Regions from separate parts of the Mus musculus genome. Here all the other regions are linked to region 5. Evidence: chromatin loops called from intact Hi-C (ENCODE). Cell type or tissue: left cerebral cortex. All regions are shown on one strand.

What was found. Peaks named below come from ENCODE experiments on the same cell type or tissue, not always from the same donor. Only the 100,000 strongest peaks of a DNase experiment are listed, where the experiment ranks them.
Region 1: it touches region 5 in a loop (2.6-fold over the local background); 3 of 42 quality-filtered maps call a loop at or near these places.
Region 2: it touches region 5 in a loop (2.1-fold over the local background); 2 of 42 quality-filtered maps call a loop at or near these places.
Region 3: it touches region 5 in a loop (7-fold over the local background); 10 of 42 quality-filtered maps call a loop at or near these places.
Region 4: a loop joins it to region 5, with 2.2 times the contacts of the local background. A loop is called at or near these places in 3 of 42 quality-filtered maps.

Annotation. Positions count from the first base shown.
Region 1 is chr7:111,026,540-111,031,539 of GRCm38, forward strand. It overlaps Ctr9 (CTR9 homolog, Paf1/RNA polymerase II complex component), which reads left to right and starts at 2,412. Exons shown (of 25, transcript NM_009431.2): 1 at 2,412-2,642; 2 at 3,675-3,773. The coding sequence starts at 2,598. In left cerebral cortex, a CTCF peak has its summit at 2,363; a DNase peak (open chromatin) is centred at 2,324; H3K4me3 peaks cover 1,858 bases; H3K27ac peaks cover 1,104 bases.
Region 2 is chr7:111,169,920-111,174,919 of GRCm38, forward strand. No RefSeq gene overlaps it. Among named protein-coding and RNA genes, the nearest start is that of Gm33098, 38 kb to the right of the region's middle. In left cerebral cortex, no CTCF peak of the experiment used is centred here; DNase peaks (open chromatin) are centred at 3,025 and 4,697.
Region 3 is chr7:111,154,237-111,159,236 of GRCm38, forward strand. No RefSeq gene overlaps it. Among named protein-coding and RNA genes, the nearest start is that of 1700012D14Rik, 34 kb to the left of the region's middle. In left cerebral cortex, a CTCF peak has its summit at 148; DNase peaks (open chromatin) are centred at 102, 1,922, 2,411, 2,878 and 3 more places; H3K27ac peaks cover 1,567 bases.
Region 4 is chr7:111,247,281-111,252,280 of GRCm38, forward strand. No RefSeq gene overlaps it. Among named protein-coding and RNA genes, the nearest start is that of Gm33145, 36 kb to the right of the region's middle. In left cerebral cortex, a CTCF peak has its summit at 2,559; a DNase peak (open chromatin) is centred at 2,564.
Region 5 is chr7:111,079,360-111,084,359 of GRCm38, forward strand. Eif4g2 (eukaryotic translation initiation factor 4, gamma 2) reads right to left here and starts at 3,671. Exons shown (of 22, transcript NM_013507.3): 1 at 3,426-3,671; 2 at 2,148-2,274; 3 at 1,540-1,605; 4 at 823-963; 5 at 1-36. The coding sequence starts at 2,188. In left cerebral cortex, a CTCF peak has its summit at 2,905 (motif pointing left); DNase peaks (open chromatin) are centred at 2,882, 3,060, 3,324, 3,760 and 1 more place; H3K4me3 peaks cover 3,135 bases; H3K27ac peaks cover 2,634 bases.

The DNA of each region.
Region 1 (5,000 bases), 53 kb before region 5:
AAATCAAGTTCCCCTATTAACCAAACATCGAGTTCTATATTATCAAGATATCTTTGGTTACCAGTAAACAAGAGACCAAATGTCTGACAGGGACTTTCATACCAGGGAAGCTTTGGGTCATGTAAAATAATCACCACTGCCTACCACAAAGTGTGTGTGTGTGTCTCTGTGTGTGTGTGTGTGATTCGTTATAAGCTTTGTCACGATTTAAGCAGAAGTCAGTGTACTTCCTAAAACAATATCCATTAAATGCATGTGAGGACATTTGAAATATGGCTTATCCAAGTGGAGGATTGACTTTAATTGTAATTAATTGAAATTATGGAAAACTGAGGTATGTGACTCCTCTTCCAATTGTAGATATTAGAAAATCTAAATATTGACCCAAATAAAATTCATCAACTAAATTATATATATATAAAATACATGCTGGATTTCCAAGACCTAATAGGAAAAATGATAAAATATATTACTAAAATTAATTTAATCTGGCTTTTATATTTTAATGTGGTTGCTAACATTCTTTAAATTATGATGGGCATAGGTGGCTCACCCAGCACTGCACAGGCAGAGACAGACAGATCTCTGTGAGTTCAAGACCAACCTAATCTACATAGTAAGTTACAGGCTACATAGTAAGACCTTCTCTAAAAAAATTTTTTAAGATTACATATGTAGATAGCACTTTATTTATTTGGCAAGCACTTATTCAAACATGTAAAAATAGTTACACAACCATTAAGTCACAACATAAATTGAATTCAGGGGCTGGAGAGATGGTCAGCGGTTTAAGAGCACTGACTGAATTCAAAATCCAGCAACCACATGGTGGCTCACAACCATCTGTAATATCTGATGTCCTCTTCCGGTGTGTCTGAAGACAGCTACAGTATACTTACATATAATAAATAAATAAATCTTTAATAAATAAATAAATTTAATTTAGTTTCTTCTCAAGAGTTTTAAGAGAGTTAAGAGGAAAACTATAAATGAACTGGCATTTTTCATAAATACCTACGAGTGAAATATAGCTGAAACTAGGTTGGAGCTTGAAGCCAGAGAAGATGAAGAATCAAGAAAAGATGGCAAAGAGATAATAGTAGCTTTGGCTCAGCAGAAGAAATTGGGAGAAAGAGCAGTGAATATCTTAAAAAACACTGGCTAGCAGGGATGGAGGGGGGCTCTGTTTTGAGACAGGATCTCTCTATTCTGTAACCCCAGATTAGCCTGGAACTCCATGTATAGAGTAGAATGGCCTAAATTCAGCGCTCTCCTCCTGCTCCTCCCTCCTAAGAGTTGAGATTAAAGACATGTGCCACCACACCCAGTTAAACTAACCCTTTTTATTCCCCATTTGGGGGGGGGGGTTCGAGACAGGGTTTCTCTGTAGACCAGACTGGCCTCAAACTCAGAAATCAGCCTGCCTCTGCCTCCCAAGTGCTGGGATTAAAGGTACATGCCACCACTGCCCGGCCTATTCGCTTATTTATTAAGATCCTTCCCTTGTTTATTCCAAGCACAAGAAACTATTTAATACTCTTCTATAATGAAATCATGAGCTAAAATGTTTTTGAATTCTATAATTTCATTATTTAGGTTTAATAGAATTCTTTTGATTTTATTTAAATCAAACCTAGCAGTTCCTTTTCATTGTGCTCCTAAAGAAATATAAGTACATTAAGAAATATATATAAGCCAGGTGCCCAAGCATATGCCAATAACTGCAGCAGTCAGAAGGCTGAGGTCGGGAGTTTCAAGTCAACCTGGGATACAGAATATCTCAAGAAATAAACAGGGTCTGCAAAAAGTTGCCTGGCTCCAACGCTGTCTATCTGAGTTCGAGCCCTACGACCTTCAGAGTAGGAGAAAACTGATTCCCACAAGATGTCCCCTGCCCTCCATTTGCCACACCATCGCTCGCATGTATCCATATACAAATATGTAACGCAACAAATAAAAATAATAATCCGTGCATTATTACCATAACTTCAGAATTCACTGATTATGTCTATTTAAACTAGTCACAACGACATCACCAGTGTGACTTGCACAAACTGGCTGGGACAACACAAAACGACTGTAAAGCTGATAAAAGATTGAATTATCCCCCAAGAAGCTTAAGTGGCCGAAGAGGCAAGGCACCGCCCATAGAATTCGTCACCAGAGGCCCCGCCCATAGAGGCGTGGTTTCGCCTCACCACCACCACTCCCCGCTCCGGCGCGGGTCTGTGAGGAGCTCAGTTTGGACACCTTAGCGGCAGATGCCGCGTTCCCGAAGGCGCTCGGTCACCTACGGCTGACACAACAACAACCTCAGGACTATCAGTCTTTCCAAAGAAGGACGCATCAGAGCCGCCAGGCGGGCGGAGCTCGCGTGGGACACGCCCTACTGGTAGTGCTTCCGGGACAGGGGGCGGGGCCTCCGGAAGTGGCCGGTCGCGGTCTGAAGCTCGTTGTTTCAGCGGCGGACAGCAGAGGAGAAGCTGGTCTCCGGCAGCTCCGCTGGGTGTGAGGTGTGGTAACCTCTGTAAGGCTGGAAGCCGGGACTGCGATCTGCCGAGCGGCGGGGTGAGAAGCGCCTGCTTTCAGAGCTCACCATGTCGCGGGGCTCCATCGAGATTCCCCTCCGGGATACTGACGAGGTGGGTGCCGAGTGTGCAGCGGGGGAGGGCTATGAACTTGGACGATCCCAGCGCCGATTTTGCTCCGCTTGGTTTTTGGAGGGGAGAGCCGCAGCCGAGCTTCTCGGCCCAGGCACCACTCAGCTGGTCACCTTTCTGGCCGCAAGGACTTCGGGAAAGTTCGCCTGCAGCCTGCTCCTTGTTGACAGTCGGCTGTCTTCCGAGGCGCAGGGGTGTGAGCGCCGAGTAAACCTCACCTCTTACAGAGGGGAGTCAGTGCCCCAGGGGCTACCTGCTGCTCCAACTTGGGATTTGTTTATTTTTTTAAATCTCCCTGGGTATCTGAGAGACGGCTCTTAATGCCATGGAAGAAAAGTCTGTCAAGGCACACTATTAACACAGCTCTCTGGGCGAGATAAGGGGCCCGAGATTTAGCCGCTCCTGTGTGCTGATGGCAACGACCCACTTTCATCCATGGCGTGTGGTTTGTCCGAATAAAGCTCCAGCGTTGCCTCAGTCAGACTAGATTTTACACACTTTTATTTTCGATCGAGGTAGAATTCATTTCTAAAATATGGTGGTCTTGGGTACATTCCAGAATATTTTTCTTCTAATTGTTGGTGCCCACATTTTAGGCATGTATGTGACCCACGATACTGCCTCCGTGATTTAAGTGACCGTTGGTATTCAACTTTGCCTGTCCTCTGGGATAGAGTTTCTCAAGCTCTCAGACCTATGGCATCAGTGTTTCGTTGGCCTATGGGTTGTACAAGGTTTCATTTTGGTTTTGAGTAAGCAAGTCGTTGAGAATTTTATAGTTTTAGCGATGTGAAGAACGACCAACAGGATTTGCCTGCTTTTCTATGCTTTGACCAAACCAGACTACAACCTGTTTGCCATGTGTTTCCTAAATAGGAACATGTATTAATTAGTTCACTCCATTGAAAGTGAGTACATACCCTTTGTGTATGGGCATTGATGAGTATTCAAAACACGCAGAAGAGAGAAATTGTGAATTTAAAAAGGAAACGAAACGTTTATTCTGTGTTTTAGGTCATTGAACTTGACTTCGATCAGTTACCGGAGGGAGACGAAGTCATCAGCATTCTGAAGCAGGAGCACACACAACTGCACATATGGATTGCCTTGGCGGTCAGTATTCCTAGAGCAGATTTTTCTGTTGACTAAAAAAACATAGGATTTTGGTTCTCAAGTACAGTAATAGCCCACAGGATTAAATCTGTTGTGCATGATTAAATCATCTGTATGAAAATTAGTAGCAGCAGAGGCAGGTCGATCTCTGAGTTTGAGGTCAACCTGGTCTACTTCCAGGACTGTGATGGCACGTACTCACGAACAATGGTTATATTCTCATTTATGGAACAGTAAGGTCAGTTTCCCAACTACAACTCTACTGGTAAATTAATGTCTGTTGATAAAGGTGAGAGATTCATTTAAGGTAAATAGTTCTCTATATTGAGGTTTTAATTACTTCGTGGTAATTCAATGAAACTTAGCTTATGTATAGATAGAATAAACATTACTTTCCATAGCTTTTCTTCTAAAACATTCTGGAAGGTGATTAGGCTCCAAGCTAATGCAGAAGAAGGCCCTTTTGCAGTGAAATTTATCTCGGTATCACGTTTTTTGTCATATTTGTTCCTGCCTTCATAATATGAATGCTACTAGAAATTCTCAGCAAATTCAGTGTGGGAACCTATAATTTTAGACACTCTACTCCCTGGCATTATGTTTCCTTTTTATGAGCAATTGTAAGATAAACTATACTCACTATTCCTAAACTTGTATGCTACAAGTGGCTTTCATAGAAAGATACATAAGAAGTTCCAGCCGGGCGTGGTGGCACACGCCTTTAATCCCAGCACTCGGGAGGCAGAGGCAGGCTGATTTCTGAGTTCGAGGCTAGCCTGGTCTACAAAGTGAGTTCCAGGACAGCCAGAGCTATACAGAGAAACCCTGTCTAGAAAAACAAAAAAAAAAAAAAGTTCCTAATGTTACCTTGATGGTCAGAAAAGTAGGTTTAGAATTGGGCACATATTCTGCTCAATTATGCTATGGATTGAATCTAGGTCCTTGAAAATACTGGAACACTCATCTTCTAAGGTGTATCCCCAGCCTTGCTTTTACCTTTTATTATGAGGCAGAGTCTCACTAAGTTTCCCAGCTGTCCTTGACCTTTAGTCTTCCTGCTCAGCCTTCCAGATAATCATCTTAAAAAATATATAATTGTTAGTGCACATTGTACCTATTAATGGATTTCTCTATATGCATATATTGTGTGTTGGGTCATATTCACCCTCCTAAGCTCCCTCACTTCCATACCCTGCTGTATTCCATCTACTTTGAGGAGTTTTTTTT
Region 2 (5,000 bases), 91 kb after region 5:
CTCTGTCATGGCTTTCCTTAATTACTGTAATGATTTCATGTAAATGTAATGTAAAGATTTCAGCTTCTGAAAGACATTTATAATTTCTAAAAGGTATGCCTGGCCATCCTTACAAGACTCAGAAATGGGTAATTTAACTTAAGAATGTCTCATGTAGAATTCTTTGGTTGTAAGTAACAGAAAACTCTTCATCCTCTCAAGTGCTAGGACTCAGGCAACCATCATCATGAGAGGCTTCCACTGGTGCGATTTGAGATCTATCTGACATCTCCCCTCTCCCCCCACCTATCTGTTGTGAAGCAATTGTTACAATCAAGTCAGCTAAAATACTTCCTGTCTGATACAGTTGCCTTGTGTGCTCGCTCATGTGTGCCTCTGGCCACCTGCACATGTACATTTTGACAGTATGTAAGAAACAATATACTCTTGTTAGTTATAGTCACCATGTTGCACATTAGACCACTGTCTTGCAAAACTGAAATCTTGTGTCCTTAACCATCTCATACTCATTGTGGGTTTTATCATTCTATTCTCTGCGTTTATGACTTTATATATAAGGAAGATTATATGGTGTTTGTCTTTCTTCCTCTGACTTTTTCCTCTAATAACGCCTTTCTGGTTTATCCATATTGTTACAAACAATAGGATTTTTCTTCCTTAAAAAATCTTTTATTTGGGTTGGAGAGATGACTCAGAGGTTAAGAGCACTGACTACTTTTCCAGAGGTCCTGAGTTCAAGTCCCAGCAACCACAGGGTGGCTCACAACCATCTGTAATGCTATCCGATACCCTCTTCTGGTGTGTCTGAAGATAGCTACAGTGTACTCATATACATACATAATTAAACTTTTTTTTTTAAAGAAGTGATTTTGAAGTTTAAAAAATATTTTATTTTTATTTATGTGTATGTATGAATATCACTGTGAGTATGTGCCACGTGTGTGTGAGTGCCTGTGAGGTCCACTGGATGCCCTGGAGCTAGAGTTACAGGTGGTTATGAACTGCCTGACATGGGTGCTGGGAACTGAACTCAAGTCCTTTGAAGAGGAACAAGGGCTCCTAACCACGAACCATATCTCTTGCCCCAGGGTTTTCTTTTTAAAGACTGAATAATATTCCACCTCCATATATGTAGACACTGCATTTTCTTTGGCATATGAGCTTCTGGAGAATAGAGTCAGGTGGTTCCACAGGGGGGTAGCCAGGGAGAAGAGCCAGAAGAAGAGTCAGTTAGTGTTGCATAGCCAGGACAGCCAATGCTCAGAACAAATGGTCCTTTGGTGTCACCCTCCCCTTAGGATAGTTTATAGTCTGTTTTTGTTTTTATAAAAGCTTAACTCACAGCCTTCTACAAGACAGAGAGAGGAGTGCTCTTTGTAAGAGAAATATTTGCCAGTCACTGCTCCGAGAGTGAGAACTTTTCCCTCTCTCATATTTAGGAAATAAGCTTGTGTAAAACTGGGAAAACAATTTCCATACTACATACCCCCAGAAATAATCTAACAAGGTATTGTGCATAGTTTGCCATAGTTTTATTTTTTAAGAGTTTATGTACAATATATAAACCATTAAAATTAAAACTATGCTGTATATATGCCATAGTTTTATATATATAACACCTTGAATATATGTATGTGCACAGTATGCATGCCCAGTGCTTGTGGAGCCCAGAAAAGGAGGGTGAATTCCCTGGAACTGGAGTAACAGGCAGCTGTAGACATCCATGTGGGTTCTGGGAACCGGGTTGGGTTCTTTAGCAAGAGCAGCCAGTGTTTGTAACTATTGAGCTGTTGCTCAAGTATCTGCCTTTTTATTTTTTTATTTTTATTTTTGAAATTATTACTATGACCACCCGATAGTCCTCTGAGGGACATGCCACTGCTTTCCTGTCTCTCGATAGCCTTGTGAAGACAGGCTGTCCTGGGAAGGCACCACTGCAACAGATATCAGCGTGGACCCGTGCGGCTAGTTAGTTCTTCAGCGTGCACTCAGCAGTGGTTTTTCCACCCTTGCAAGGCCAGTCTATGGTATTTGAGCTTTAAAATAGCAGCTGGAGAGCTGGCAGAAAAGTCTAGCATGCTAACCCTTCTCTACGGAACATTGAGCATCTAGCGGTTTCCTGGGAAAGGTCTCCAGGAAGACAACTGAGCTGATCTTAAAAAGGCATTGGGCAGTCTGATTTTCTACTTATTTCTTCATCTAAGAGGCAAAAAGACCCATTTCCCTTGATGGTTATTGCTGGTTTGTTTTAGAGTCATATCAGGCCATTAGTCATGGATGACCATGGTTGGGGGTGGGTCCCTTACTGAGGCTGGGAAAAGACTCAGAGTGAAAACTAGGGCAGACTTTCTGAAAGAGGCGGGGCTTGATTGGTGTGATGATTAATCTCGAATGCCAACTTGATGGGATCTAAATGACCTAGAAGACAAACTCTGAGCATGCCTAATGGAGGCTAGGTTAACCTAGATTCTTGCTTCAGACAAGGACTTATGTTTCTCAGATTGGTGGGGGATTTGCTATGTAATTGAGGATGCCCTTGATCTTCTGATTTCCCAGCTTCCAGGATCACAGATATGTACCACCAAGTATGTGCTACTGGGGATCGAACCCAGGGCTCTGGGTGTACTAGTCAAGCCCTCACTCAATTGATCTATACTTCCAGGTCCCTAAATTCTTTTTCTGATGTTATGAGCTGGATTCTTTAGGACATGAACTGGGGCCCAGTTTTGGGAATAGTCTTTGGTACCTTTAGTCTCTCGGGAAGCATCCGGGGTGAGCTGCAGGTTTTTTTTTTTCCAATTGCCATCGCCACTGGGTTGTTTTGGAAGTTGCAGGATTTAGTATTCCTGGGCTGGCATGGCCTACTTGGTTTCAGTGGGTAAACACTTAAGTCATTTGCCTGAGGCTTGTTTTGGCTGAGTCTCTGAATGGTAGCACCTGCAGGTGCTTCCCTAGGGATGAACAGTCCCAACGGGAAGGCTCTCTTTCTCCTTAATGAGAACCCTTAAAGTGCAAGCAAATGAGATTGCTGGGTGCAGAGGAATTGTGACAGATAACTGGGCCTGGGCTGTGTTCCCACTGTTGCAGGAAGCATAGGCAGTGTTATGGATCGGGGCCTTTAGAAAGTGATTGGATCAGGAGGCAGAGCCCTCACGAATGGGTTTAGTGGCTCTCTATAGGAGCTTGAAGAACATGCCTCGGTCCCTTTGTCCTTCTGCCATGTTGTGGTTGTGGAACAAGGACTCATGGTTTATGCCACAGATGCCTAAGTCACAGATATAGGAGGCTGACTAAACAGTCAGTTGAAGTGTGCATGCTGACATGAAGGCCGTGAGACTGGAGCACAGGGCCAGTTCTAATTGTGAAGCCCCACTGGCTTTCTAAGGAGAAAAAACCAAAACCCCAGGAATGACTTTGGAATTGTTATCGGGTATTTAGTTCACTTAGCAGTTGCATTCAGGCCTTTCCAGACTTCCTCTATCAGGTAAAACCAGGAATTAAAGAAGCATGAAACACTTCCACTTGAATTGTGAAGGAAGGCTTCAGAAATATTGCCTCTGGTGGGTCACGTGAAGGCATGTCCAGCAGCAGGTCCAAGCGGGTGGAAAGGACAGATTTCAGAGCACTGTCCCCACTGTTTAAAGTTCCCCTGGGCTAAGTGTCTAGCAGGGGAACCACAGTGGCACCTCTTGGCCTTGTGCTCTGGACTTTGCACAATCCAGGTCCCAGGAGCTAGCTCAGTCTAACCCTCACGAAGATGGCCTCTGTAAGAGTGAACTTTCACAGATCCCATGCTGAGAAACACCCAGAGTAAGCTCTGGCATGTCTTTGAGATCTTCTTGCTAGGGTTGAAGAGATAGCTCAGTCAGTGACGTGCCTGCTGTGCAAGGGTGAGGGCCTGAGTTCGATCCCCAGCACCTGTGTGAAAGGCCAGATTTGGGGGTGGGGGGCACTTGTAATCCCAGGGCTAGGAAAGTGAAAAGGGGCAGGAGCTAGGGCTTGTTAACCAACTCATTCGGTGAGCTCCAGGTCAGTAAAAGCCTCTGTCTCAAAAAACAGAGTGGGTGCTAGAGAGATGGCTTAGCAGTTAATCGTCTTTCCTGCTCTTCTAGACCCAAGTTCTGTTCCCTGCCCCCACACCAAGTGGTTCTCATCCACTTGTAACTGCAGGTCCAAAGAATCTGATGCCCTCTCTGGCTTCCTGGGGGCATCCAAATGCATGTTCACAGACACACACACACACACACAGACAGACACACACACACACAGACACACACACACGTAAGTAAATAATCTTAAAACAAACAAACAAAAAGAGTGTATGACATCTGAGGAGTGACATCTGAAATTGACCTCTGGTTTCTCTTTACACACACAAACACACACACACACACACACACACAGAAAGAGAGAAAAAGAGGGAGAGAGAGCTATGCATGCATACTTACACATAATGCACACACATACATTGCATATACATACATGCACATACACAGACACACACACAAGCTCATGCACGCATGTACAATTCTCATGCCAAGGGCAGGACCTTCAGACTGCTTATTTTGGTCCCCAGCACCTGCTCCAGTTCTGGCTCACACAGGTGCCAGCGTCTGCTGGAAGAATGCTCAGATGGATGCGTGCTGCTAGGCTAGCACCAGTTCCAGCTGTCTGCAATCCTGTGTGCCTGATAATCTCAGTGCATAGTGCTATAGCTCGGAAATGAATGGCCGTGAGCTGCAGGCTTCCAGAGCGCAGAGGCTGCAGGCTTGGACACTGGAGTCAGACACAGATGGGTCATTTTGCTCAGCCTCTGACTATTTTTGTGATCTCAACCCAGTCACTTGATCTTTGAGCTTCTGTTTCCTCATATATATATAAAATGGCTGTCATAAAGTCTACTTTATTTGACTATCAAGGGAATGAAATCAGATAACGCCTATAAAATGTCCAGCTATGTCCCTGGCACATACTGAGTGATCAGTAAACAGGCTTGTCTG
Region 3 (5,000 bases), 75 kb after region 5:
TTCTTTAGCAAAGTCTTGAAGCTGTGTGTACCTTCCTCCTAGGTTACCTCTTCAACGTTCCCTCCACCTATCAGGAGAAGTTGAAGACTCCGTTGTGCACATGTGCAGGAGGAGAGACGACGAGGGACGAAACACCTAGTGGCAGAGCTGAAAGAACAGGCTTGCACGTGTTCCTGCTTTTCTGGGATCTAGGCTTCACCTCTTTAAGCTCCTGCACCCTCCTTTATGAAATGAGGTGGAAAGCATCTTTCTCAGGGCGTGGCTGTGAGGACCCATGAGACCGTGTAAGCAAAGTTTCTAAAATAATGTGCGGTGAATTTCTTCATAAACAGTCTTAAGAGTAAGCGCATCAACAAATCCGGGCAAGCTGGATTGGCGGTGTAACAGAGATTCCACGTGGGATGCCTCACACAATTGTCTATGTTTGTTTCTTCTTCCTGCTCAGACTTCCCAGATAGACTTTTCTAACCTCATCTCAGGGAAGCATGAAGCAATGGAAGCAACAACAGGTTTGGAAAGCTTTAGTTTCTTTCCTTGGCTGACTAAACCTGCTGCTGAGAACTGGCCTAAGAAATACTCTTAAATAAGTCCCAGGTGCTAAGATGCGTACTAGAGACTCCTACATGATGGTAGAAAAACACCAATATCCACTAGTCAGGTCAGTTATGGCAATTTCACTAAAAGCAGTGGTTCTCAAATCTTTCACAGGGGTCACATATCATACATCCCACATATCAGATATTTACATTACAATACATCACAGCAGCAAAATTACAGTTATGAAGCAGCAATGAAAATAATCTTATGGTTGGGGTCATCACAACATGAGGAACTGTATTAAAGGGTCACAGCATTAGGAAGGTTGGGAAGCCCTGCTAAAAGGGCTACTCTGCAGTCACTGAGCTGGTGCTGGGGAGATGGCTCAGACAGGCATGAGGACCTAAGTTCAATGCCCAGAATCTACACAAAAAAGCCAGATACAGTAGTATGCATCCAGTAGTGGGAGGTAGGGACAGGGAGAGCTCTGGAGTTTGCTGGCCTGATTGGTGAGCCCTAAGAGAAGAGACTCTGTCTCTAAAGAATGACACTAAACCAAGATAAGAAGCTCCCAAGGATGTTACCTACCTGAGGTTGTCCATGAACGTCCACATACACCTGGACACACACATACTCGCACACACAAAGACAAGCATATAAAATATGAACACACACACACATATCTGCACACACACACACACACACACACACACACACACACACACCCCAAAGACTATTCTATGTAGTGACATGGCAACTGTTTATGATTTAGCATTAAGTCAAAGGAGGCATGCAGAGTCCTGCCTATGTTATGACATACTATGACAGGTGTGTGTTCATGTCAGAGGCACCTTTAGGCACCTTCTGGTCCCCTGGGTACTCCATGTATATTAATATTATACACTGGCTTATGGAGAGGATTCTCCAATCTATTATAACTTGGCTTATTTTTTGACCAGTTATAGATGCTTGGCTAGGAATCTTTGAGATGAGCAGAAATTGAGACGAATTTTGATAATGTCCAACTCCTGTTGATGGGTGAATAATCTAATAAATATTAGCAACCAAAAAAATTGAAATAAATATGGGATGACCCTTCCTTTCCTGTTGATAAAAAGCATTGCCAAATTTTGTTTTGTTTTGTTTTTGTTTTTTGAAAAATGGTCTCAGCAAGTCAAGAGATGAGCCTAAAATGTAGCTGCCTCAGGTGAGGGAGGGGCTCTAGAGATTAAAGCTACCTTGGAGGCAGGGCCAGGGAAAACCCTATTGTGAGAACCAAAAGGCCCGGTGAGACACTCAGGGACACTGGAAGCTATCTACAAGCTACCCAGAGGCTGGCTGACTTACAGAATCCTCACCGCAGCCCACAGGGAAACTGTTGTGTCCAAAACAGATCGAGCCAGAAACACGTGATAAGACAGTCGTTTAAAAAGAGAAGTTTAAGAGTCACCAAAGGGCCAGAAGCAGCTGTGACAAGGGATTAAGAGCCCAGGAGGTGAGAGCAGAAACAGGGAATCCAGGAATTGGCTAGAACAGGTGCTGCTTGGGGTCCTCCTGGGCAAGCTGAGGGAGGAGAGCAGTGGAAATAAGGGTTCGGGGTAGGGAGTGGGGGTAAAGGTTCCCCTGAATTTAAGGGTCCTCACAGACACCAACAGTATACAGAAGACCATTCAGAAATCTCTCACCCTAGCTTGGGCTCAGAATGAGAAATCAAGACAGAAATTCCCCTGGTGAATCAGGCTGAGCCCAAGGGGAGGGGAAGGCTGTTTAGAGATAAGGATAAACCCTATTGGGTGCTTAGGTAGAGAGACAAGTCTAGGCACTGGAGCCCAGGCTCTGTGAGTCCTGCGTGCTCAGGCCTGAATGAAAAACTAGGTTTGGGGGAAGAGACTGGCTGGTGAATCACAAGTCCCAGATGTGGGGCACACACTGCAGGCAGACCGTGGCTGCTGTCAGCAGATTTGACCACAGCCTGGGTTAGCTGACAGGCTCAGGACACCGGCCCTGGTTTTAGGCCAGAGAAAGGAAGAACTGCCCCTGGACCCTCCAATATGAAAGCCACAGAGCCCCACAGAACTCCATCTGGGTGAGCAAAAGTATTCAGAACCAGGCTTTACAAGTTGGTTTTATGATGCATCTGGGCTGAAGGTGAACCACCCCAGTCATTAGCTCACTTCCCCTGGGGCTGAATTCCGCAAGGAGCCAGGGGAACGGGTTTCTCCAGCACACACAGACCTGTCCATCAATGTTTGCTCAGAAAAATCCTTGGCACCTCAGAGGCTGTCCCTGGCTCACCTCTGAGACCATGTGCTTTCTCTTGCAGGCAGTTTTGCTGGCTGTTCCCGTAACGGACAGGACAAAGGGACTATATTAAGGCTTCCCTGGGTTAGACAAGATTGGAACACGTCAGATGGCCAACTGCTAGCACATTGTGGTGTCCAGTATCATATATCTTTTCTCCCTCCCTCCCTCCCTCCCTCCCTCCCTCCCTCCCTCCCTCCCTCTCTCTTCTCCTCCTCTATCCTCCCTCTCTGTCTTTCTGTCTCTTTCTCTGTGTCTGTCTCTTTCTGTTTCTGTCTCCATTTCTCTCTTCCTCTCTCCCTCCCTCCCCCTACCTCTCTTGGTGTGTGTTCTTTAAATTCCAGCTTAGCAGCCACATGATTTAGGTTACTTCTGTCCTCCTAAAATAGGACTCTGGCCACGTCTCCAATGGAGGCCCCGGCAACACACGGGTGGGCTGGCTGCCAGGGCTGGCGGAGGGAGATGTGGGCTGGAAATAAACTCATCGTGTTTGCTTACAGCTTCTTCCCCCCACCTCACCGGTGAGTCAGATGGCTTCTCACCCCACATTTTGCTCTTACCCTCTTTTCTCTTCAGGGGTGGGGGTGGGGTGGAGGATGCTGTCAGGTTTAAAATACACCCTCAAATTATACGTATTTGTATGCCCATATACAACAGGGACTTGTTCTTTCTTTAATGCAATACAGAATTATTTTTGGCTTTTTCAGGTTCATTCTGTTTTAAGTCATCCTTGGCTAGGAAGTGAGCGCCAGGAGTTGAGAGAGTGAGATCTCAAGTCCCCACCCTGCTCCTTAGTAACTGTGGCATTTGGGGCAAGGCAGTTCACCTCTGAAAGCTTCTTTCTCAGCTCTCGGCCTCCCTTGGGCAAGGCCTTCTTTGTAGCCCCGGAGTATGACCCTTGACCTTCATTCCCCAGGCTTGTCCTGACAGTGGGTTAGGTCTGTTTTATAAATGTTTTGGAAACGTGTGCCATTCCTGGGAGGGGTACTTCTCCCTAGTTTATCTTCTCCACCTCCACTCCCATCTGTTTCTCCGAATTCTTCACAGTTACTCAGCCGTGTCTGTGAATGAAGTGTTGGGAACCGGAGACAGGCCATCTCTATCTGGTTTTCAGGATGCACTATCTCCAGAATGCCACTCACAGCATCTCTGTATCTGCTGCTTCCCAGAGGTGGTTCATAAATTCCCAATGTGTTTGTTCGTCACGTGGTGAAATCCACCATTTCTTGCTTTAGCCACATTTAGGTATCCAGTGCAGTGACCTCAAGTATGTTACAGTGCTGTGGAATCAGCTCCTGCGCCATCTCTAGAACCTATTTATTTTGTAAAACCAAGACTGCATCCAGTCATCTAGCTCTATAACCATTTCCCCTCCCCTGCCCTTTCTCATTGAGTCTGACTGCCTCAGCTAAAGGCAACCATACAGTTTTATGACTTGTGTCTTCAAGGATCATCCAGACTGTTTTGTGGGGAACTGAGAGAGAAGTTTTCAGAACATCTCAAAATTAGATAGAAAAGACAACATTTTTTCCCAGAAGCCACTGTGAAGGAAAGACTGAATGGACTATACACTACTTTATTTAGGTATTTTTTTTTCATACATACATACATACATACATACATACATACATACATCTTGCAGGACCACAAAGTTACTTTCTTAAAACAGATGTAAAACCATGTGGTCTATCTGCACAGCTGGACCTCAGCTGAGCATGCAGAAACTGAAAGACACCAGCATATGACGTGTAGAATGGGATTACAGCTTTCTTCCCAAATGTTTATTTCTCTTTCACAATTTTCCTGGCGACCAAAGAGCCCCTGAGAAAGAATGCTCGAGCCATTCCCACAGATGGAGTTCAGGCATTGTGACAGTCACTCCTAATTGTCAGTTTGGCTGGATTTATAATCATGTAGGAGACACATCTTTGGGCATGTCTGTGAGGGTGTTTTCAGAGAGGATTAGCAGAGGAGGCAGGGACGATGTACCATGGTGGGGACCCATTCCACAGGCTGGAGGGGCCGGTACTGGATTAAAATGGGAAAAGGAGAAAGCCAGATGAATTTCCACAGTTGTCTCTTTGTTCTGCTTTTGGTCCCTGGGATGTGAGCCAGCAGCCACGTTGCTACCACAGATGGGAGCTGGTCCTACTGTCATGCTT
Region 4 (5,000 bases), 170 kb after region 5:
GATGTAAATGAACAAATGTGAGCATATATATAGTAATAGCAGGGTGTGTACAGAATTAGAAATCAGCTGTGCAATTAAACAGCCCAGGGGCTTAACTCTGTCTTGTCATTTAGTAGCTCCATGACCTCAGACAAATTATTACATTTCTCAAAGATATTGTTATCTGCAAAATACAGACCATAATAATATCTACTTCATAATCTCTTGATGGGATCATTCTGTCTGACACATGCTTGATGTTCAACAAATGGTAATTTAGTTGGCATGCTATGAATATACCTGTTATAAGGCATAGCAAAACCACCAAGTCAAATGGCTTATAATATTCCTAGGAGCTAAAAAAGCCAGCTATGGTGGCACATGTGCTTGGAATCCCAGAAAAGGGATGGAAACCAACAGACCCCTGGGTTGACAAGCATAATCTACTGGGCAAGTTCCAGGCTACTGAGAGACCCTATCTAAAAAGAAGGAAAAGTGGGGGCTTGAGAGAGGGCTCACTGGTTAGACCATGCTTAATGCTTTTGCAGATGACCTACATTTAGTTCCTAGCACCAACACCAGGCAGTTCACACCTACCTGTAACTCTGGCTCCTGTACTTTATTTTGGCCTCCATGAGCATCCACACACATATGGCATTTGCTACAGACACAGGCACATTCATGTTAAAAGAAAAGTGGCCAGTGCTTGAGGAATGATATTTGGAGTCGACTTCTGCCTTGTACGTGCACACATGTGTGGGGACACTCCCTCACCCCAGCACAGTTGTCCCCATGTCCAGTGAAGACTTACTTTGGTTCTGGTTTGAGAGTTCTTGGTTGTTGGTCCTTTCACATTGAGCCTATAACTCAGACAGAACACCAGAACAGCATGGCTGGGGCTGTAACTAGCAGAGCTGCTCATAACTTGATGGGCAGGAAGCAAAGAGATGGGGAAGGACCAAGTCCTAAGATCAGTTAAGAGTGGACTCTAGAGGCTCTGCCAGTGCCTCACAAATACAGAAGTGGATGCTCACAGCCATCCATTGGATGGAGCACAGGGTCCCCAATGAAGGAGCTAGAGAAAGTACCCAAGGAGCTGAAGGGATTTGCAGTCCCATAGGAGGAACAACAATATGAACTAACCAGTACAACCAGAGCTCCCTGGGATTAAACCACCAACCAAAGAGTACACATGGTAGGACTCATGGCTCTAGCTGCATATGTAGCAGAGGATGGCCTAGTTGGTCATCAATGGGAGGAGAGGACCTTGGTCCTGTGAAGGTTCTATGCCCCAATATAGGAGAATGCCAGGGCCAGGAAGGGGGAGTGGGTGGGTTGGTGAGCGGGGGTGGGGGGGGTGGGGGTGGAGGTGGGGATGGATAGAGGATTTTTGGAGGGGAAACCAGGAAAGGGAACAACATTTGAAATGTAAATAAAGTAAATATCTAAAAAAAAAAAAAGAGTGGACTCTAGAGAGGTCATCTCCTCTTATAGGTTCCATCACCTCCCACTAGTACTACAGATTGATGACCAAGCCATGCCATTAGCACATGGCTTTTTTTGGAGGGCGCACATTTAAGATTCAAGTCACAGCATGTGATTACTCTAGAACTTGCATTCCAAAACCAGGCAGTGCCTCAACAAACTGAGACAGGAGGGTGGCAGGTTCAGTTTTTTTTTTTTATCTTTCATAGCAATGGTGACAGACAGCAAGGTGAGGTCAGAGAGACACCAGGCCACCTTTCCTTCCCTACATCTGCAGTGTGCTCTCCAAGCAGAATCCACACATCATTCTATCCTTTGCCTTCTCCTTTCTGAGTCAGTACATAAATAGATGACTTCTGGAGCTTCAGGGAAGCCCAGATCCACACATTAGGCAGGAAGTTATGTGCTTTCTTTCCCGGATAACTGTCCATAATGCATTCAAGCCCAGAAAGAAAGGATGTCAGAATTTGTTCAAAATCCATCAATCGGACCATTTTCTCAATGACAAACAGATGGCTCCTTTGAGTTATTCAGAGGGAGAACATTCTTTTCCTTTTGTTCATCTCAGTTTTTATGGTTTAAAAGAATTAGTGTTTAATCCCAATTCTAAAATTGTTAATTAGTTTGTATTTGCCTCACTAAATCTGTTAAATAGATTTTTATCGCTTCAGCTCTGTCTCCCTGGCAGCATCTGGTGTCAAGTTTGCAGAAATAATGTGGGTCTGAAAGAAAAAAAAAATCCAAACCCAAACCCAGAGGTTAAACCATCAGGATGACAGATGTGACAGCATTAAAGAGAAATACATCACCCTAAAGCCTTTATTCCCATATATTTTGGGATCAACCTAAACAAGAACCACCATTCTCTGTTCCATTTCACTCCCCAGGAGCGCTGTGGCCCAGGTCCTGTTTGATTTATGTATGCTGTTAGACACTGATGAGGGCTGCCAGGGAGCCCTCAGCCCTTCCCAGATACAGGCTTGGCAAAAGCAGGAGGATATTTCTGTTACCCTCTTACCCCAACCCTTATCCTCCACGTTCAATTCAATGATCTGTAAGAACTAAGCCATGCAGGCAAAGCTCGCCAACAGGCAGGGGGCAGCAGAGAGCAGCGCAGCTAATGGAAGGCAGTGTCCAAGTAACAGCTTTGTGCCCAAACCACTGTGTTGCAACATAATCAAAGATAGCTCATAATCTGGGCTCAGAGGTTAACAGCCTGTCTTAGATACTCCCCCCGCCCAGAGGATTTGAGTTTGGTTTCTGTGATAGTTTGTATATGCTCAGCCCAGGGAGTGGCACTATTAGGAGGTATGGCCTTGTTGAAGTAGGTATGTCACTGTAGGAGAGGATTTTAAGACTATCATCCTAGCTGCCTGGAAGCAAGTTGTCCACTAGCAGCCTTCAGATGAAGATGTAGAACTCTCAGCTCCTCCTGCACCATGCCTGCCTGGATGCTGCCATGCTCCCACCTTGATGATAATGGACTAAATCTTTGAACCTGTAAGCCAGCCCCAATTAAATGTTGTCCTTATAAGAGTTGCCTTGGTCATGGTGTCTGTTCACAGCAGTAAAACCCTGACTAAGGCAGTGCCCAGCATCCATATCAGGCTCCAGGATAAGGATTCAGTGCCTCCCTCACCCCCACAATTAAAAACAATAGTTGGTGATTTAATTCTAAGAATGAGAGTAACAAACAAAAGCTGCCCGGTAGCCAGTTTCTCTGTGGTAGACACAGAACTGTTCACAAATCCCCAGAACCTGTTACCTCGCATGGCAGAGGGCTTTAAAGGTGTAATTTAGTTAAACATGGGAGATGCAGAGGCCCTAAATACAACCAGGAATTTCTTTAGAAGAGAGAGCAGAGGGAGATGAGAAGATGGAAGAGAAGGCAACAAGATGTTGGAAGCAGTTTGACACAAAGTGAAGATGAAAGAAGAAGCCACAAGTCAAGACATACGTACATGGATGCTAGAAGCTGAAAACAATTGTTCTCCCTAGAGTCAGAGAGTACTGCTAGCCTTTGACTTTAGCCTAATTAAACAAAACTTTCATTATTGACTACCAGAACTGACGGAGAATACAGTTTTATATCACACTGCTTTGTCATAGCAGCCATCAGGAACTAATGCCACGTCTTTCTCTTGCATGGGACAATAGTCCTCTATCCCAGCACTAGAAAGTATTTTTCAGGGGTAAACTCAGGTGGCAGAGATGAGCATGATGAATTCATATCGTTCAGGGTAGGAATGGACTTCAAGCTCTAAGCAGACGTAGGTCTGACTTTCCTGCCCTGGAAGGTTGGAGAAGAACATTTCTGAACATCTTAGACCAAAAATAATAGAAGAGTCAGGAGTTCTCTGCATAAATATCTGCATAATCAACATATTTACATAAGTATTAAGAGGAGGTGAGAGTAAGGTGGAGCCCGCAAGTCAGAGGAGGTGGAGAAGGGAGTCAGTGAGAAGAAGGTGAATGGGGAAGAGGGCAAAGGAGCTGCCTCTCAGGCAGAGCCCAGCTCTGGCGAGTCAGGAGCCACTGTCCCCATGTTGTTCAAATCAACACTGACGTTCTTTATCGGACACATGCGGCTTCTAGGTAGAATTTCATTTTAGCAAGTTTCAAGAAGTTTCTCTAGGATAGCTTAATTTTCTGTGTGTGTCTTTAAAAAAATATTTTTATTTATTGCATCCTGACCATGTCTTTCCTCTCTTCTTTCCTCCTAGTCCCTACCCCACCTTCCTTTCCCCCAGATTCACCCTTCCTCTGCTTCCCTTCAGAAAAGAACAGGCCTCCCAGGGATATCAACCAAACATGCATATCAAGTTGTAAAAAGGTTGTTAACTCCTCTCATATTAAGCTAGAGCAGGCAGCCCAGAAGGAGAAAAAGGGTCCTAAAAGCATTCAAAACGTCAAAGACAGCCCCTGCTCCTACTGTTAAATGTCCCACAAGAACACCAGGCTACACAATCATAACATATATGCAGAGCGCCTAGTCAGACTCATGTAGGCTCCCTGGCTGTCAGTTCAGTCTCTGTGAGCCCCATAAACCCAGGTTAATTGATCCTGTGGGTTTTCTTGTGGTATTTTTGACCCCACTGGCTCCCAAAATCCTTCTTCCTCTCTTTGGCATGATTCTTTTTAACTCTGCCTAATATTTGGCTATAGGTCTCTGCATCTGCTCCCATCAGTTGCTTGATGAAGCCTCTGTGATGACAATTATGTCAGGCTCCATCCAGCACAATTCTTTACATACCTTGAGAAAAAAAATCATGGTCCTCATTGTAAAACCACTGAATTTGATAGAAGAGAAAGAGGGGAATAGCCTTGAACACATTGGCATAGGAGACAACTTCCTGAACAGACCACTTACAGTGGAGGTACTATAATCAGCAGTAAATAAATGAGACCTCATAACACCCAAAAGTTTCTGTAAGGCAAAGAACACTATCAATAGGACAAAGCAGCAGCTCACAGAATGGAAAAAGATCTTCATCAACTCCACATCTGACAGAGGGCTAATATCCAAAATATGTAAA
Region 5 (5,000 bases):
TTGTCAAACTTTTCAGGAGTAAGCTTATTTAGTATGCTAGGGGGAAAACACAAAATGTGACTTAATATTTTTCTTGAACTAAAAAAAGAGCATTTAAAATTTGACTTTTCCTTTACTAGGGTCCTAAACAAGAAAATGTTCCTCCCCCTCCCCAACTTGAGATTTCCATCATGTATTTTAAAATCATTATTTTTTGACCCAATCCCCCCATGTTCTCTAATTTATTCCTGAACTTAAGACTTGCCTTGGAGTGTGGCTGACATATCAACTGATACTCTCCGGTGGGGGGGGGGGGGGATCCCTCTCCCAGCAGCATGTATTTGCTAGTAGCTTCTTGGCTAGGAGTAGGGCTTTTGTCTGGCTTGAGCTTATGCAAATCTTGTGCATGGTATTATAGAAGTGTTCAGTTTTCATCCAGAGATGCTGGAATCACTTCTCAGTTACAACATCTGAATTGTATTTGGGCTTTCCCGCTGTTTCACAAGAAACTTCTCTAAATACTCAAGAGCAGTAGGTTTTCATTATATGGAAGTGACCATGAGTTAAGATGGTTATATTACCCATGTCACTGAGTTACACACTAAACCAACAATGGAAATGCCATCACTTCCAACTTGTAGGTTGTAAACAAATAAACCTTGCTGTCAAATACCAGTAGGCTATACTTCTGTTTAAGATTCTTTAAAATATTGTTGATATTTGAATCCACTACAATGTAATGGATGCCTAGTGAATCTTGCCAAAATCATGCCTGAATTTTTCAATTCACATACTAGAATATAGTTCACCACCACTTCCCTCAGAACAGACTTTGGCACTTACCCTCTTACTTTCCTGAAGATTGCATCATGTCGTTCTTTTTCATTTGCGGAGTTGTTTGCTGCGGAGTTGTCATCTCGTCTAGTGCTTCGTGCAGGAATCCATTTCTGAGCGTTTTGCCCTGGGGTTTTCCCCAGGAACTCGCTAGTTTAATAAAACATTGATGAAGTGGCTTACAATTATGAAAAAACTTGAACACAGCATCCACTCACAACAAATACCATAAAACCCTAAAACCGCTAAACAGAGGGGAAAAGGAGCCACCAAACCAAAGGCTTTACTTCCCCCCCCACAACAAAACAATCCTAAAAATTTTTTCAAACAGCATCAGAATTGTCCAGATGGTATCTTAAAACAGACTCGAAGGCCCATTCCCAATTTCTGTTCTAGTAGGTTTGGGGTAGTACCCAAAAATTTCCACTTCTGAATATATATATTCCCAGGCAATGCCAAAACTGCTGGCCCAGGCACCAAACCTTGAGACTTAATACTAAAATGCTTAACAAGCAAATTCCACACAGACCACTTCACAAATACCCTATAGTAGGGATCGTAATTTTGAAATACCAGCAAACATAAACCAAGAGGATGAAAAGCAGTTTGGAATTATGAATCCACATCAAGATTACTGATGACTTCCCAAGAATTACCCTGTTAGCATGGAAGTCTTTAATCAAATCGACAGTTTTAAGTTAACTGTCTTTACAAGTTTTACCATACCTGTTGCCAGCAGTCTTGGGATAGTGCTGAGGTGCACCCCTACTTCCTCCTCCGCCCGAAGAAGCACTATTCAAAAGAAAATTTTTACTATACCAATTATGCCTCACTTGGAAGGGAACCTATTTATATTTTAGAAACTGCGTAACAAAGTGAACTTTGGCCTAAAAGAAAGTGAACTGGAGGCTAGAGATGGCTCAGATATTCAAAGCAGTTCAGTTCCTAACATCCACATGGCAGCTCACAACTCCAGTCTCAGAGGATCTGATGCCCTCTTCTGACACTGTACACAGAAATGTATGCAGACATACATTCAGACAAAATAATCCCCCACCCCACCCCTGTAATCCATTTACTCTTTATTCTAGAACCACAGCACATTAGTGGGAATTGGTAACGACTTTGTTTTTTGAGTCAGGGTTTCTTTGTGTAGCCCTGCCTGTCCTGGAACTCACTCTCTAGACCAGACTGGCCTTGAAATCAGAAATCCGCCTGCCTCTGCCTCCCAAGTGCTGGGATTAAAGCCGTGCGCCACCACTGCCAGGCTTTTATGACTGGCCCTTTCTGAACACCCCCTCCAATGTATCTACTACCCACTCCCAAAACCATACCTGAAACGAGAAGCACCCCCTTCTGCAATCGCACTCTCCACTTTGGCGGCTTGACAACGAAGAATCTTCAAAAGAATAATATTAATGGATGGGGTGGGGAGGGGAGGGGATGGTAGAAATGAAAAGCCTGGAAAGAGAGAAAACACCAAAATTAGGTACTGCCATACTGAGCTATAAACTTTCAAATATAATTTATTTCCGCTCCCAGCACTGCAGCTGGTTGAACTTTCACTGCATTGCAGCCCTCAGAAGACTAAAATAGAACGAAGTCAAAACCCACAAATACACAATAAAACCTGTTTAGCCCCGTGGATTCTCTTAGTATTCAAGGATGCAAAGAACAGCTTTTGTGAGAAAAATAAAATGAAAAAAAATCTGGATGCTGCCTAGGAAGCAGCCGTATTATGGGGCCTTTAAAATTAAACAGAAATGCTATCAAGACCGGCGGTGCTACAAGGGATATGTCTGCGGTACTAAAATGGGTGGCCGGGGTGGTGACAGGCCGGCCAGAGCCTCACTACCCGGTGTTGGGCAGCTTTTCCTCCGCTCGTCTTTATAAGCCCTTCCTTTTACACAGGGCGCGTGTGGAAAGCCGCCGGAAGGCCGGGGCCACAACACAACATGGCAGCAGGCACCTCCGCCCCACTCCGCGCGAACAAAAGAGCAGCGAGTTCCTCCCCCAGGCCCAGGCTGGCTCAGCTTCCGAGCGGCGTCTAGCGAGGGCCCAGGCCTGGGCGGGAGGCGCCCCCTCCGGGCCGGCCCTTTGTTCTCCCGCAGGAAGGCGGCCTCCTGCCCACCCGCCGCCTCCACCATAAATCCCCCGGCTGACAGCGCCTCGGCTGCCAAGGCCCACAAAGGGACCGAGACTCGCTCTTGGCGTCGCCCGAGTGGGACATCCCGCAGTAGGGCCACACACCTCCTCCCCGCCGGGAGGCCGGGCTCCGGACTCGTCCGCCTCGCTGGTCCCGCGCCAACGGCCGGGCCCTGCCGCGGGCCGCGTCCCTCCCGCCGAGGCGCGAGGCCTGCCACGCTCGCACGCTGTTCCCGGATCCCACGTCAGGATCCCGGCTGCGCCCGCCACTCGACCGCACGTCAGCCTAGCTCTTCGGTCGACACAGGAAGGAGCGCGGAGGCCATAGATTTCTAAGTAGCCCAAAGGCAGAGGAAAGGCCGCCCCGCCCGGCTCCGCCTGCGGCCGCCATTTTGTTCCACTCGACAAGAAGCGGCCAGGGGCGGCGGCCATCTTAGAGGGCTCCGCTCGGCGGCGACTCCACTCACCTTCACCGAGAACTCAGCAGCTGCCACCGCAGCTGCCTCCTCTGGATCCGGTCGTCGGGGACGGGGAAGGGAGGGGGAAGGGGAACGGAAAACAAAAAAGGGGGAGGGAAGGGGGAGGAAGGAGACGCGGCCGGCTTGAAAGTCTCAGCTCAGAGGAGTAGCTGCTGCAGCCGCCACCTGGTACCCGCCGCCACCTCCATAGAGCTCCGGCTCGCTGCTGGCGCTGAGGCGTGTCTGAAGCCCAACTTATCACTCTGAGGCGGCCGACCCACTAGAGCCTCCCCGAGTGGCTCCTTCGCTATCCAATCAGCAGCCGGGCTTCCGTCCGCTACCAATCCGCGCAGGGCGGCGGGGAGGAGCCAGCGGGCAAGCTCGGTTGCGGCGCAGCCTCGCCGCAGTGCGCAAAGCCATATTCGCGAAGGCTCTGGGGCCAAGCCAGTGGCGTAAGGGCGGCGGGCCGGCGCGCTGCGGGACTCTTGCGTAGCGCCGGGAGCCCAGTGAGTGTGCGCCGCCGGGCCGCCTGGTCTTCCTGGGCCGGCGCTTTGTTCCGGAGTCCCAGCCTCATGCTTGCATAGAAGAACCTTTTCCTCGCCTCTCCTCCCTGACCCGCCCGGGCCTGGCGTCCTGAGGGCTCGGCGTGGCCTTGCGGCCTGGCCTCGGTTTAGCGTCTGGGAGCTTTGCTGAAGAGAGGGACGTGTGCCCATCGATAGGAATGCGTTCTGTTTGTTGGTCCTCCATCTGCAGAGTAACGAGAAAAGGATCAAAGGAAGGGCTTTGTATCCCAGGCTAGAGGCAGCTTTAACTCAAATGCTCGGCCTGCTGTCACCGAGCTTGACCCAGACAGTATACTAGGCTGGCTTGAGAAGTGTTTGCAGAGCGCGGGCATTTGGAAATTGCAAAGTCATTTTTTAAAGTTTTTCCTTCATTTTTAACAAACATTAAAGACGGGCAGCGCAGTGCTTTCATTTTATTTAAGGGCTATATAGGAAAATGAAGCATTTCAAACTATACTTCCAGGTGGTATTTTAAAAGATGGGTTATGTATGTATGCCACAGTATGCAACATTTTAGCTTTCCAAAAATGAAGGTATGTAAACGAGAAATGTCCCATCTCTGTTAAGCATGCATTTTTTTTTTTCAATAAGATGGGTTACTAAACTAAAGCACGTGTGTTTTCAACAGTCATGGCTTGGAATTCATTCCCAAGAGCTGGGTTTTCAAAGACCCAAACGTAATTTGGCATGTCTTGGTGTTGAAAGCCCTAGTTCTTAAATAGAATTTTCAGCAGACAATTGTACTTTCCTTAGTATTTAAGTCTGCTGAAAAGTGTGGCTTTGAAGGTTTATAATTCTAGTAAACTTAGGTCTTTGCCTTAGAATTAATGCTATTAAATAAACTTTCACTTAAACTAAAAACTGTAAAAACCATTTTTATTTGGGGGTTAAGTGTAAAAAAGAAAAGCATTTTTTAGGAGAGGGGCAATTTTTTTCAATATAAGAGATTTTGCTTTGTATATATAACTTGTATGGCTTTATAACTAGTAGAAATATATACTGTGATATTTTAGTTTTTCAC